2 separate regions of the Homo sapiens genome follow, and region 2 is linked to region 1. The links are chromatin loops, found by intact Hi-C in ENCODE. Cell type or tissue: A673. All regions are shown on one strand.

The links. A loop is a pair of places that touch in the nucleus more often than their neighbours do. Peaks named below come from ENCODE experiments on the same cell type or tissue, not always from the same donor. Only the 100,000 strongest peaks of a DNase experiment are listed, where the experiment ranks them.
Region 2: it touches region 1 in a loop (4-fold over the local background); 10 of 110 quality-filtered maps call a loop at or near these places.

What each region holds. Positions count from the first base shown.
Region 1 is chr14:86,462,133-86,470,132 of GRCh38, reverse strand. No RefSeq gene overlaps it. Among named protein-coding and RNA genes, the nearest start is that of LINC02309, 130 kb to the right of the region's middle. In A673, a CTCF peak has its summit at 7,754 (motif pointing left); DNase peaks (open chromatin) are centred at 4,262 and 7,732; H3K27ac peaks cover 2,512 bases.
Region 2 is chr14:86,661,977-86,669,976 of GRCh38, reverse strand. No RefSeq gene overlaps it. Among named protein-coding and RNA genes, the nearest start is that of LINC01148, 240 kb to the left of the region's middle. In A673, no CTCF peak of the experiment used is centred here; a DNase peak (open chromatin) is centred at 3,796; H3K27ac peaks cover 3,006 bases.

The DNA of each region.
Region 1 (8,000 bases):
TCTGAAAAACCAAGAGGCCACACTCTTTCAGGAAATTTCATATTATTTATGTCATTATATTTACATTACATTTGTAAGTCTGCAAAATGATAATATATTATTTTTATTTAATTTAGGTCTCCCCTCCTCAGTCTTTTCTTGTGGCATATTGTAATGGACTTATTATTAAAATAAGAAGGCTGATTATAATAGAAAATTTTTAGTACAGAACAAATAACTTTTGTAATGTGTTTTGGATCTCCAAAATTAACACATAATTCCTAAAAGAATTTCTCTAAGCCTTCCTACTTTTCCAATGAAATATTGGGGACTTAAGATACTATTACATTTCCATAATATAATACTAGAAATGTGAATTTTTAAATTACTGGCAAGGTATCAAAAAATAAACTAGAGAAACATTGAGATATTAAAGAACAGGCTGGTATACTAATATGTATATTATTTTCTGATATACACATACATATACATATCTAAGAATATTGAGCAGTAGGAGAGATAGCTAGGACTAGAATAAATGTTCTAGAGCAAGGGTCACATGGCACCTACTATGTAAAACATTTTTTGGAACACAACCATGCTCATCTATTTACATTTTGTCTATGGCTGATCTCAGGTAATAGTAGAGTTGAATAGCTGCAACAGAAATTCTGTGATTCACAAAGCTAAAATTATTTGCTATGTGGCTCTTTATAGAAAAAGTTTGCTAATCCACGGTCCAGACGAGTGATTCTCAAAGCCTAGTCTGCAGACCAGTAGCATCATGATAAGCTAGAAATCTCTTAATGCAAATTATTGGGCTTTGCCTAAGACCTCCTGAATCAGTATCTCTGAGAGAGGGACCCAGCAGCTTGTATTTTACCAAGTGCCCCATTGGATTTTGATGCATGATAATGTTTAAAAATTATCGTTCCATAGTAAACAACATGTGTAAGAAATGGGCAAGATAGCAAAGTCAGAGAGACATCTGTGACTCAGAGTCCATGGCTCTGACCAACCCCACAGGGCAGATATGAATTGCATGTGCCAGGTCAGAAATTATTAATGGATGCAAAATTAAGTTGCAACTTAGGACTAATATATGGTGCAAATCTGGCCTTCCTTCACACTTCCAGTGTTCCTAAACCTACAAGTCATCACTGTCTCTGTCCCTGGCCACTGCAAAAAGCATCCAATTGGTCTTTTCTCTTCATTCTATCCTCTACCTAACAATACAGTGACTCTTTTGAAATATAAGCTAGCCATATTCAAAATCCTCCAAAATCAGCTCATATAATTAAAATTAAAAAAATAAAATGTCCTTTATATCTTCTTCCCACTCAAGCCAAAGCTTTGGGCTTTCTGTTCACTCTAGTGAGAATGCCTTCTCAAGGATACACTCACTATTATGTCATAAATATACCTTTCTTATATACTGAACTCTTCTCACATGACTCTTCTGCATGAAAATCTTCCCTGACTTTCCTATCTAAAATAGCTACCAGTTTAAATGGGTGAATCATATGGTAGGTGGTTTATCCTAATATATCTATTAAAAAGAAAAACGAAAGGTGAAGGCTTTCTACAAAATACAATGTTTCATGGGATTATGTTCATATTTACACCATAAAGTTAAATCAGATAACACCTTAAGTGTTCATAACACAGCCCCTGAGTTTTAGTAACAGCTCAAAATTATTTACTATTATATTTTATTATACATATATTATGTTATTACAAAATATTTTCTATTACGGCCATCACATAATCATACTATTATTATGATGTCAGCCTCGTTTAAGCTGAATCCTAGGGACATTTGTTGGTTAAAAGATTACTTAAATAGAAATAAGAGAAAGATATCAAATCAGGTTGGTAGCAAGGAATCTCTATGTATTTTTTAAAAATGGTTCACTAATTTAAAAATGAGATAATGCACTTTCGGTTCACTGAAATATTTTAGGTCAGTCATCTTAGATATAGAAAATATGATACAATTTGTTCAATATCCTTTGGTTATAACCTGTTGTATAAAATATTTGGATCTTCTTAATCTTTTTGTATTGCAACAATACTCTTCCCACTCACAATTACCATGTACAATTATCATGACATGCATATGTCACTTATACTCAATGATTTTAAATAATCATAACTATGTACTCATTTTTATAATAAAGAGATCTAATATAAATTAAAATACTATTATGATATTATCATTCAAGCCTCTCAAGTTGGAACAAACACTTTTTTTTCATGCTTTACTATTCCTATTCTTAGAAATGTGCAGTAAATCTCTTATGAAAAACAAAATATGTTTTGTTAGTTTGGTGTCCTTCTTCTCTGGTACTCTGAATGTAACAGCTTTACTCTACACTTAGGCTTCTATTGTGTAAGGTAACTGCTTCCATATTACTCTGGGGGAAGGAAAATGTCACAGAATACAAGTGAAGCCCCAGTCAATGCAGTTATTTTGAAAAAATATACAAACTATGGAAGTTACAAAACTGCTTTTGTAAGCTTAAAAACAGATCTGATCATGAGGATAGCATTTCTGAAAGATAGCTTCCTATCGAGTTCCCTCGAAGAATGTCTACTTTCAAGTAACAATTCAATGACTGATCTGAAAACAGAAGTCAGAAATTTTATTTTCTGTCTCCTACATGCTGTATTTAATTCTGTTTCTTATTGTCATTAGTTTTGTATGTTGACGGTCTTGTATGTATCATGAGTAAGCAGTAATATTAGGAGAGCACAACATGTAACTATCGCAATGAAATCAGCAATAGATAATGGATGATAACCCTGAGAGACAGAAAAGAAAACTGAAAAGAAAAGCATAATGCTGTGACAGAGGGGTTTATCCCGCCAGCATAATCATCATCAAGATCATGGAGCCAGTAGCTGTATATCAATGCAACAAATACAGATCTTTCTTACCCCATCCCCAAAAGTCACCTAACCAGAGAAAATTGTACTATCATTATAAGAAATGTATATTGATTGCTTAATTTATTTTGCTTAGCACTTTCCCTATATTATCTCATGTAATCCTTACAACAGATATAAAATAAGAGCACCATCCCCATTCAACAAGTGCTGAAGTGTGGTTAGGGAGGTGAAATAACTTGCCTAAGACTTCATCCTTGTTAACTGGAGAAGCAAGAATTAAAAGCTAGATTTGTCTGACTCCAAGTAGTTTTTTTTTTTTTTTGTCCATAGTTATTAAGTGATATCATCTTTTCAGCAGTCTTAGGGACCTTTAATGACTACAAAAATGAAACAAACAAAAACTAGCTTAGTTCTTAATTGCATTTTGCCATATTATTTCTGAAGATCCTGTTGTTAGAAATTCTGAAAATGTCAGTCATAATTATTTCATATACAGCCCAAATTATTCTCAATTGATGGGGGGCAAATGACTTTTTAAATAAAAGCAGATTTAGACTGCACCTACATAAGTAAAATAAAGAGCATTGCCACTTTATTCAACAAATATAAGGTGATGAAAATCAACTTGTTCTTCTAATTTTATTCCAAAAACATTTTATTTAAATCAAACACCAACATGATTGCTTTTCACTTCCCAGAGTGTAGACTAAATAATTGAATGCAATGAGCAAGTTTTTTAAAAAACTGTGTAACATATTGGAGGAAATAATTTGGCGAAATGAGAAATATCTAAGAATATGCTGAGACCAATCATTTGTAAAGAGAAACACCACTTAATGTATTCTTAGAGGTAAGAATTTCTGTAAGTGATAAATGTTTTTGTTCCTCTGGGCAGTTGAGATACTACTAAACATACTTTCAGCATGATGGAAACTTCCAGCTGTTTTTTAACATAGCAACAATTGGCTTTGGTTTGGCCTTGCCTTCTTGTCTAACTTCCTTGCAGAACATGGACAATGGTGTACAAGGTTTGGGGAGCAGTTTATGATTCTGCAGGAGCAAAGCCTACTACGACGTGAACTTCTGGCCTTTCCTAATTAGTTCTATAATCCTACCAGTGAAGGAGGAAAGCCTAAGTATTTTCAACTGTTTATAGAAAAGAATTTAATTAAAACTATTTGGGGCTCAAATTGTACAGAAAGTATAGTTAACATGAACACATATGCAATCCAAACATCAGTGTGCACGTAAAATATCCAAAAGACAGTGAGATAGAGAGGAAAGATGACCTGCATTTGCAAGCCACTTATGAATTTGCAGCCTATGTAAGCTTGGGCAAGTAACTTTCCTTCTCTAGCTTCACTTTTCTCCTGCAAATTGGGCATGATCATCAATATCATGTTGATGTTTTGCGGTGAAGATTATATAAATTATATACACAAAGGGACCACCGCGATGTCTGACACAGAATTCATCTTCTCCTAGATGACTTAGACAAAAGATACACAGGCAAATTATTACTTCCTGGAGACATTTGTTGAAGTACTAAACTTACTTTGAGAATGATTTTCACTTTATGTCCCGATGGTTCATTTCCCTTTTTTTTTCTTCCTTCCTTCCTTCCTTCCTTCCTTCCTTCCTTCCTTCCTTCCTTCCTTCCTTCCTCCCTCTCCCTCCCTCCCTCCCTCCCTCCCTCCCTCCCTTCCTTCCTTCCTTCTTTCCTTCCTTCCTCCCTCCCTCCCTCCCTCCCTCCCTCCTTCCCTCCCTTCCTTTCTTCCTTCCTTCCTCCCTCCCTCCCTCCCTCCCTCCCTTCCTTCCTTCCTTCCTTTCTTCCTTCCTCCCTCCCTCCCTCCCTTCCTTCCTTCTCTCTTGCTTCCTTTATTTCTTTCTCTTTTTTTTGGATACAGTATTTTTTTTTTCCTGAGACAGAGTCTCGCTCTGTGGCCCAGGCTGCAGTACAGTGGCATGATCTCGGCTCACTGAAACCTCCACTTCCCGGATTCCAGTGATTCCCATGCCTCAGCCTCCCAAGTAGCTGGGATTACAGTATCTTGATGCAGCATCTTGGTGCAGTGTTATGCTGGGATTCATTGCCAAAAATACTTCTTAGAGTAGGACTATGAATAGAAATGAAGTCTTTCTGATAACTTTCGGATGATTTTAGGAATCCAGGCTTAATAAACTTTGTCCTGGAATTAGGACCTGATTGGAAATGAATAAAAAAGCCTCATTAAATAGGCTGTGTCCCTTGTGTAGCTAAATTATGTATTGGACAGCCAAAGAGGCAAGGTGTCCTTTAATGTCAAAACAAATGGTATCAGGAAGTTAAAAAACAGAAAGGTGAAATAGGAAGTTAAAAATTTCCTAAGTGCCTACTTAGTCTATGTATATGTATATAGAAAATAAGGAACTGCCTATGAAATCAAGAAAAAAAAAAGAAAGAAAGAAAGAGGAGGAGAAGGAAAGAGAAGAAAGGGGGAGGGAGGAAAAGAGGGAAGGGGGAAAGATAACCAAACGCTCTCACAGATCATCATAAAATTGGCAACTGGCAAAACCATTCAGGAAGATCATGCAGTTGGATTGATGACTGAACACATTTTGTGACTGAGTCAGTGTTGCTCCTACTATTTCCCCACTCCTGCAGAGAGAGACTGGCGGATGGGTAACAGGAACCGCTCTCTCAGCTTCTGTTTCAGCCAACAGCCAGTATTTGCTGCAAGATGAAGCCTGGCAGGAATCTAACAGGCTAAGCGTGATGGCCAGCCAGACTGCGTGTGAAGCCACTGCCTGAGGATAAATGAGGGGAGGCAACAACCTCTACAACAACATAGTAGTGGCAGCTTGTTCATCACAAGCCGCATCACAACAGATGCAGTGGTAATTAAATTTGGGGTGTGGATCTCAGGCAGTCACTTTCAAATAGGCTGTCAAATTTAAATAGAACCGCATCCAAAGAGTTTCTGCCTGGCCATCTGCATTTGGGAGGGGGTTTTATTTATCAAGACCCAGCAGCCAGATTGCTTTTAGTACCAAGCTTATGGATTCTAATAAGTTTTTTCTGCTTAATTACTTGCCTATTTTACTACAATGACTACTGTGGACTGTGTTCTTTGGAACTGACAAAGCCTTTTGCCCACTATAGTTATTTCCTGATTAAAAATAGGCCATCCAATGTTGTGTGCAAGTTATGTTAATTCACAATAAATATATTTTGTCTTGCATGACCACAGACATTTTCACTGATTATTCCAGAAAGCTTATGTTATTGATAGGACCTATATTATAACTATCCTAGGATAAAGGTGGGTAGATATATGCAGAGCAATGAGACATCTCGCGAGTGAGTAGAAAACAAACTTCTATTCCAGTAATTGTTGAACTATACCATACTGTTTTTCAGTTCATTCCTTTTTTAAAAAAACGTATAACCTTGCCACCAGTAGATTTTGATATCCAAAATAATACCTCAGAGTAATCATTTACGGGAGAAACTCTGGGATGGAATTTTCTATTGCTGTCTACTCAGTCAGCTTTGATGATAAGCCTACTGCAATAAATACTAAACATTCACTTCATTATTATTCTTTTTCCAAATTGGCAGAAAGCCAGCCCTAGATGATATTCCACTTAAATTTCTAACGTTTGTGTAGAATAATATTTGTAATAAATCAGATTATCAATCTTGGTCAGACAATTCACTGCCTAAAACATAAAGCTCCCCAAGGGTCTGAAAGCCAGTAAATCCTAGGTGGAAAATTATCTCATTAAATCTAAACCCAAGTCTACATGAGACAAATGTTTCCAAGCTCTACTTTGCAGTCCAAACATTCCTGGATCCTCCCATGGATGTTGAGATTCCCTCCCCTTTCACCCTTTTCATCTTTCATCTATCGGTAATGTGCATACCCATGCACACACACATGCAAACAACTGATATTCAAGCATAGGGAAGGGCTCAATCTAGACTGCAAAGTTAACTACTAAGAAATTAAAATAATGAAAAGCTCTATCCTATATGAAACATAGAAGCACTAATTAAATAATATGTAAGCACCCAGGACTAAGTATACATGTAGACAGATTTAATGAAGTAATATAATGGTGATCTGGAATTAGTTCTGATCCAAAAAATCTTCCCTCATTTGATTATTATTGGTACCTCATTTATTTAAATGAAGAAGAACTAAAATTTAATGCAAATATAGTTGAGAGTTGCACTTACTGAATTGGCAAATGTTTACTAAACTCTTAACTGTGCAATGAGCAAGATGCTATAAAAACTGTGTGTAAAATATAGGCCTTGATCAGAGCTAGTCCACAATCCTTTTGCAAAGAGAAGGCTCACACACAGTAAATAATGCAAAGCAGAGTGTGACCAAGGATTAAAACTGATTCCTTTATAAATCCTATATAAAAAGATACAATGTGTATCTTTTAAGAAAAGTCTCGTGGAATCTACTTTGGAAATAATGGTTGAAAGATTATCATGAAGGCAACAGATTGGAAAAACCAAGTGATTCCAAAATAATCCAGGGCCTATGGCCACTGAATTTATGTAAAAGAAAAGTCTAGGAAAGAGCCTGAGAAATGGTTTAAATTTGATTAAGAGGTAAGAACATAGCTTTAATAGAATTGTGTCTGGGGTTTCTGGTTAATGAGGAGAGCCATGAGTCATTTTGCTGAGCATGGCTAGCATAGGAGTTTTAAGAAATAAGGGTGTAGTCCATAAAGGAGGGGGATTAATATGGTTTGGCTTTGTGTCCCCACCCAAATCTCATCTTGAATTGTAATCCCCATGTGTCCAGGGAGAGACCTGGTGGGAGGTGATTGGATCATATTTCCCCTTCACTCTCTCTCTCTCCTGCCACCTTGTGGAGAAGGTGTTTGCTTCTCCTAAACTTTCTGCCAAAATTGCAAGTATGCTGAGGGCTCCCCAGCCATGCCGAAGTGTGAGTCAATTAAACCTCTTTCCTTTGTGAATTACCCAGTCTCAGGTAGTATCTTTATAGCAGTGTGAGAATGTACTAATACAGGGATCATTTGATGACAGACATGTTGATGAAATGAATGGAGAGGCAGATGATATTATAAGAAGTGAAACACCAAGCAGAACAGAGAGACCTGTGCAG
Region 2 (8,000 bases), 200 kb before region 1:
CTATCTGGGAAGAATTTTTTAAAAAGATTGAAATGGAGATTAGTATAGAGTAACAGATTTATAAAGTTTATCCATCCACAAACATAAAAGACATAAGAGGAAAGGAAAAGGTATCAAAGAAGTAAAGAAAAACTTAGAAGAAAACTCCTCTAGAATGTAAATAAAAACAGTGAATAAATAAGAGGAAATGTAACGATACATCACTAGGACAATTGGATGAGAAGTATCATTCAAAAATGCACTCAAAAACACTTATTTTTTTCAGGGCTGATGAAAAGCTTTCATGAGAATATTTAAAAACTCACTACAAAAAATTAACACAATGGTGACAATGCCAATCTATGACCTAGATACATTTTTGAATTTTAAGGAAAAAGAAAAAAATTAATCTTTCAAGCATTCAGTTAGTAAATACAAAATGCCTACAGAGGAATCACATTCAGAATGATTAAAAGTCATAAATTTATGAAGTGGTATCTACAGAATTTTGAAAGACAGAAGCTGAAAGAAATATGTACAGAGCTATTCAAGTAAAAGGTACAAGAAAATTATGTAAATGTTCAGAAAATATACCCCCTAAATATGATTCTCAAGACTAGTATTAGAAACTATTCTGCTCAATGAAGTATGCATTTAAAAATCAAGAATGAAAAATTCAAAGGATAAAGGAACTCACAATGATTCTGAAAATAATAAAATGCAAATTTCACAAAAGATAATTTTTAAGTTAATGAGTGAAAAGATTGTACTTCTAGTTCTGGTGATAAAATAGTATTGAGACTTGAAGCAAATTACTTAATATTTCTTGTGTCTACCCCTTTCATTTGCAAAACATTACCATGTCTCAGTAATATCAAAATTCTAATTAATATTTAAGAGCCACATGAACATTTTGGCTGTTTTCTCTTTCCCACAGTACTCTTCTTGGGAAAGCTCTGTGATCAGAAGTGTTACCTATTCTGTAACCCTTACTCAAAATGTCAATGCAAGACTAGACTGTTACTATCTTTGATTGTAAGTTTTCCAGTACAGGCAAGAATATTTTCCTTGCTCTCATTTCTAGTCAAATGGCAGAACACAGAAAAAAAGCCATGAAATTTTCTTGATTTTTGGCAAATGAGTTTTCCTTTCATAAAGTTGTTTAATATAGCTTTTCTAAGCTGAAAACTATGTGATGCATTCAATGTCTTCTATGACTGTCTTTTGCCTCACCACTGGTACTTCCCCAGGCTGCTACTTTCTGAATACAATAAACAGGAAGTAAAGAAAAAGAAAGAGCGAGAGAGAGAGACAGAGAGAGAGAGAGAGAAAGAGAGAAAGGAAGGAAGGAAGGAAGGAAGGAAGGAAATAAAAGGAAAAGAAAAAGGAAGAGGGAGAGAGGGAGAAAAGAACACTTGCTACTTCAATGACTGTGTTAATCTGATTTTAAAAGACACCTGATATGGTTTGGCTGTGTCCCCACCCAAATCTCATCTTGAATTCCCATATGTTGTGGGAGGGACCTGGTGGGAGATGATTAAATTATGGGGGCAGGTCTTTCTCGTGCTGTTCCCATGATATTGAATAAGTCTCACGAGATCTGATGACTTTATATGGCGGAATTTCCCTGCACAAGCTCTCTCTTTGCCTGCTGTCATCCACGTAAGATGTGAGCTGCTCCTCGTTGCCTTCTGCCATGATTGTGAGACTTCAGCTTCCCCAGCCACGTGGAACTTTGAGTCCTATAAACCCTTTTTCCTGATAAATTACCCAGTCTGTGGTATGTCTTTATCAGCAGCATGAAAACAGGACTAATACAGAACCTTTCAAAATATACTCCTTAATCAATCAATTTAGTTAACATACATATTCTTGAATAATTAATGTAGATTAAAGGCAAGGAAAATCATGTAAATTCTACTCACAGCATTATGTTACAAGCTTCTTTGCTGTCTGTAACAATAACATGAAGTTAGGTTGTTGAAGAGACTCCATAACTACAATAATACTAACTCATAATGAAAAATCCAGACATTTCAAGATCTTCAGAGAACAAAATAGGGGGTTTAAGAAAAAAAGGAATATGCTATCTTCAAGAAGGATTTCAGGTAGGTATAAATGACGTATAAATAAATAATCCCAAAGCATTCAGAGGTGACCATGGAATTGCTAAACTATGTTATTTTCATACTTTTTTATTAATCTCTGGAAGCAATGCTAATTAGGATCAGTCTGATATTATATATATATACACACACACATACATGCACACATATGTATATATACATATATAGATATACAGATATATATGTATCTATATACACACACACATATATATGAATGTCAAAGTTCTTTTAGCTTATGCATATGCTAAAAAAAGACTGGAAACTCCTGTCTAACAATATGAGACCAACTTTTTCTAAAGCAGCTCTTGACCTTCTTTTGCTAAGTCATTAATCTTTATTTTAGGATGGTTTCTGTTATTGGAGACATTTTTCTACCACTTAAAAATTCATTTATGTACCCTATAGTCCTATAGTACTTCTACATGAATGCCATTACAGGGGAGAAGATGCTACTACTGCAAATAACACTGCCATTTTCTCATTGTGAGATACATAAAGAGATGATAAAATCTGATCGCTAGTAAAGTGAGTTCTTGGTGCAGGCTGTGATCCAGAATCATGTTATTTTGTGTCCTTAAACTGTTAGATTTTATTCCTCACTCAGATGTGATTTCAAGACCAAGATTTGGGGGCTTTCTGACTTAAGTCAAAACGGTAAGCTGGAAATTTACCTATAATCAGTTCTGGGGTCTATTCTTAAATGCAGGACACATTAGTTACTCAGATGCAAATAAGGCATTTCAGCTATTTACCTGTATATTCACTCTGTGTTGAATAAGCAAGCTCTTTGTGGCTCAAAATCTGCCCTGTTTGCCTTGCATGGTTGAAGTTGTATTTTGTAACACATCCTATTGGACCATTACCAACGCTAGCTCACCAGTACGGGTTTATGTGCAGGTGTGTGCAGGTGTGCAGGGATGGTGGGGGTGGTGGTGTCATGAATTTTCCTCTGACCAGTATAGTTATAATGATTATAATTAGTCTATTGTCATATTTCTAAGATATAGTATTTGGGGAATGTAGAATCACGGTTGGCCAATTTTCTTAAACATTTTTTGGGTAGCTTAGCAAATAACAAACGCAGAATAATAACAGACTCAATTATCTCCTTTCATTCTTCCAACTCTTTCACTTCATCCCTCCACGCATTTCATCTTCATATCCCCACTCCATTTTCAGCTTCAGATTTTATATTTGGTCACTTCCTCTGTTCCCACCGTGCTTAAAAATGCTTGCATCAAGAGGACTTAAATCATTCTAAACTTGGAGTATTGCCTCCTCCTGTTCTCAGTCATGTTCCTCAAAATTGTGACTTATATGTTGCTATTGTCTCCATTTTCTACCTACTAATTTCTTTACTACTACACTCAACAAATACTTGCTGAATAATTAATGTTTATCAGCCACGAGGCATCATGGCAAGAAGCTGAAGACATAGAGCTGAATGTCACACAAGTTTTTATTCTTTTCAGTAACCAACCTGTTACATTACTTCTCTCCCCAAACTGTTATTTCAAAAGTTTCCAGGCTTCATCTACCATCTAAGATGACATTTCCTTAGTCCACATCTTGCCTGAAATACGCAGTATTTTACAAGGCTAACCATCCATCTCTCCTTAAAACTTCCTCTTCTCTTATTCTCCAATGCTATGTTACTCAAAATGGGGTTAGTGCATTGATGGCTGGTCTGCAAACTTCTTACTATCAGTTCATGATAAGACAGTGAGCTAGTGCCAAAATGTTAGTGAACTTTGTTTAGTTCAGCTCTTTTGTTTTTTTTTTCCTTCCTTCCTTCCTTCCTTCCTTCCTTCCTTCCTTCCTTCCTTCCTTCCTACCTTCCCTCCCTCCCTCCCTCCCTCCCTCCCTTCTTCCCTTCCTTTCTTCTTTCCTGGCATTCGTAGTAACAACACTTTCTTGATATAGAAATAAAGAAATTAGTGTTTTGATTTACTTTTAGCATTTGTGGCACTTGCTTTATATCTCATCGTGGACTGGCACTCTCAGTAGTATTTTTTTCTGTTTTAGAATTTTTAATTCCTTCACTGTTAATTCCTTCACTGTTCCTTTTCTCACCCTACAATGGTAGCAATAACTATATATTTGTGTATATTATATATGTCATATTTAATATACATATATGCACACATTATATATGTGTGTGTGTCTATATATAGACACACACACACACACGCACGCATAGTCTACCCTTGAACAACATGTGAGTTAGGGACACCAACGGTCTACACAGTTGAAAATCTACACATAACTTTTGACTTGAAAAGGTAAAACTGTAACTACCAATAACCTACTGTTGACCAGAAGCCTTACTAATAAATAACAATTGGTGATAACATTTTGTATGTTATATGTATTCTATACTGTATTCGTTCAATAAACTAAAGAAAAGAAAATGTTATTAAGAAAATCATAAGAAAAAGAAAATATATTTACTACCCATTAAGTGGAATTGGATTATCATGAAGATCTTGTTTCTCAGCACCTTCATGTTGAGTAGGCTGAGGAGGAGGAGGAAGAGAAGGGATTGGTCTTCCTCTCTCAGGGGAGGCAGAAAAAAATGCATATAAGTGGACCCGTGAAGTTTAAACCCACGTTGTTCAAGGGCTACTAGTACTCTTAACTGTTGGTACCTCCTGAGGTTCTGTTCTTAGACCTGAGTACAGGATGAAGCAATGAAAACTCTATACTTAATACCTATTTTTTTTCAGACAGGGTCTCACTCTGTCACCCAGTCTGGAGTGTAGTGGTGTGATCATGGCTCACTGAAGCCTCCTGGGCTCAAGGGGTCCTCCCACCTCAGCCTCCTAAGTAGCTGGGTGTACAGGCACACACCACCATGCTCAGTTAATTTTGTTTATTTTTTGTAGGAATTGGGTCTCACTATGTTGCCTAGGCTGGTTTTGAACTCCTGTGTTCAAGCTATTCTTCCACTTCAGCTTCCCAAAGTACTGGGATTATAGGCATGAACCACTGGGCACCCAGCCTATACTTGATACCTTGATCTCCTTTCTGGTTGTAAAAAAAAAAAAAAAAAAAGTGTGCTAGGCATGTTGGTCCACACTTGTAATCCCAGTATTTTTGTAGACTCAGGCAGGAGGATCACTTGAGCTCAGGAGTTCAAGACCAGCCTGGGTATCACAGTGGGACCCCCATCTCTACAAAAAATAAAATAAAAAATTAGCCAGGCATGGTGGTGTGTACCTGTGGTCTCAGCTACTTGGGAGGCTGAGGCAAGAGGATGACTTGAGCTCAGGAATTTGAGTCTGTAGTTAGGTATTATCATGCCACTGCACTCCAGCCTCAGTGACAGGTCGAAAGCTGGTGTCAAAAAAAAAAAAGTGTGTTCATACGTGGGATGGGATGGGTATATTAGTGTGTATATAAGTCATATGCATAAATAATGCTGACCTGAAAGATTCCAACCTTTTAAGGGCAGATGCTTGGCCATTAGACAGAATTTGTTCTAATAAAATCAGGGTTCTTAATGGTCTCTGCTCCCCTGGAACCCCAGCATCTAGCTCCTAAATAATTAATGTGTTCTACATTCAATAATGGATTCCTAGCACATGCTTGGCCATGAGAGATGCCCAATAAGTATTGAATGAATAAATTAAGGTGTTCTCAGTCTTGATATCTGCTTATAGAATGCCTCCCTCAACTCCACCCAACCTCCAGGGCACTTAAAAAAATGTTTGTGTCACTATCTTTCCCTTCTCCATTTTAGAGCTCTCATTGAAACAAACATGTTACCATTTCTAAGGTATGAAAGATCTCAACTAAATATTGTCCTCCTGATGAACATGTTTGTATTTCAAAAAACAAATCAAGAAGCTGTCCCTGAAGAGAATTGGCCATTCTACCTTTTGTGCACCTCTTTAATCTCCACATCACAGTTGTCTACTAGAAATTGTCATACTGTAATTGAATGTTTTCTTTACATGTCCTATACCCTCCTCCAAGTTTCCATTTCCAGAGGGCAGGTTGAATGAAAAACAATTAACTTTTAATTTGGCACCTATGATATGCCAGTTACCTTACTAACATACATGACCCAATTTCATCTTCTGCCCACTCTCTACGTGAGGCATTATTATCTGTGATGTTTCAGACACAGAATTTCAGACACAGAGATTAGGCCATGATTAATTAATGACGGTGGAGTCATGATTCATACCTAGAGTCTTCTGAGTCTAAAAGTCCTTAGTTTTTTCTTCTGGCCATTCCTAAAATTCTTCAAAGTTCCTAACAGTTACTTGAACTTCATTATAAATAAATATGGGAAAAATGAACAAACAAAAGCAAACCGATAAAAATAATTTACTACTTAAGCCATGATAGCCAACCATGGTTGCCTAAGTCTTTTAAATCTCTTGGAGGGCGTTTGTTTAATATATATAAATGGCTAAATTTCATGGAGTGAAGCGTGTGTGCGTGTTTGTGTATGTAAGCTGGAACTGGGAACATTTTCATATAGTAAAGGTCTTCATATCACTTGGATGAAAGATAGAGATGTGGCAAACAGACTTTCAAAGTTTTGTAGATTTTGGAATTTTTAGAGTTCTGAATGGATGTTGGCCCTCCTAGCCTTTTCCTAATTTCTATTCCTCTCCAGCTGACATATTTTGATATTTATTTGTCCAGCCTAGTCCAGTTTTCACCTTGGTTGCTTATTCTGGTAAGATTTGGCTTACACCTCCTGTAGTTAATTTTTGGAGTAACAATCTGCTTTGGGGTATAACTATAGCTAATATATAATCTCTAGTCTCTGGGAGTCATCGGGGAGGATAGACGTCGGTTTGTCTTTGAGCACAGAGCTTCCCTCAGTAGAGAATGGCTATCCAAATAGCTAAACCCTGCTTAAGTCACTCACTGAAGTGTATACATGGAATGAAGTCTGGGTGTTTACAGAACTTCACTTCTTTGATCCTACAATGTCTGATTGCTTCTGGATAGATGTATGTGAGTTAACTGAAGCTGTAGAGTGAATTTATCTACAGAAGAAAATTCATTAACTTTTAAGTTAGAACCCAGAATGATATATTGACTCTTCAATATTTTATTTGAGAATGTGATAAATCCACTGCTCAAGTAATGCTAAATATTCTATCAAAAAGCGTACTTTGATTCTAATTAGAGTTTTATTTTAGGTAGAAGGAAAAAGCAAGAGATGACTTCTTAAAAGTTTTGAATACATAAAACATAAGGTTTTATTATTCCAAAGAAAGACATTCTATTATGCAAATATATTAATTCAGTTGCTGGTATGGAGACTTTAAATAGAAATAGATAAAGTTTAAATAAGGATTTCACGTTGCGCAATTGCTGAGTGAAATAATCAGCTATTTGGTGTTGCTCAGATTACATGTTGGTTTAAAAAGAATCTTCTTTTAATATATATTAGTTTGTGCAAATCATCTACTATGACTACAGATTTTTCCAATTGCTCTAGAAATAGAAATTATCATTCAAAGATAAAGTCAGCAAACAAGCAGAAACATTGCATCCGAAAATGGGTTTAACCTGTTGTGTTTACTTTAAATCAAATGAAATTGCTTACGTCAGTTGATGTAGAAGAACAGTATAAAATTTACTAAGGTCTTTGCTATTCATCCATGTTTAAGCGCAGATTCCATTTTATGCCAGTGAATTTCAGAAAAAATGTGTGTGTATGTATTTGTACTTGTGCATATATACATATATGTATATAGAGTGATAGAGATTGATATTGACATATGGATATATGCAAAGTGAGGGAAAGGAGAGACAAATCATTGACTTCACAAAATGAAAATCTCTAGCAATGACCAATCTATTTTTATGAATCTGTATGTTTGCAAGAACACATTTTGACATCTTTATGCTTTGCTAAAAATTCAG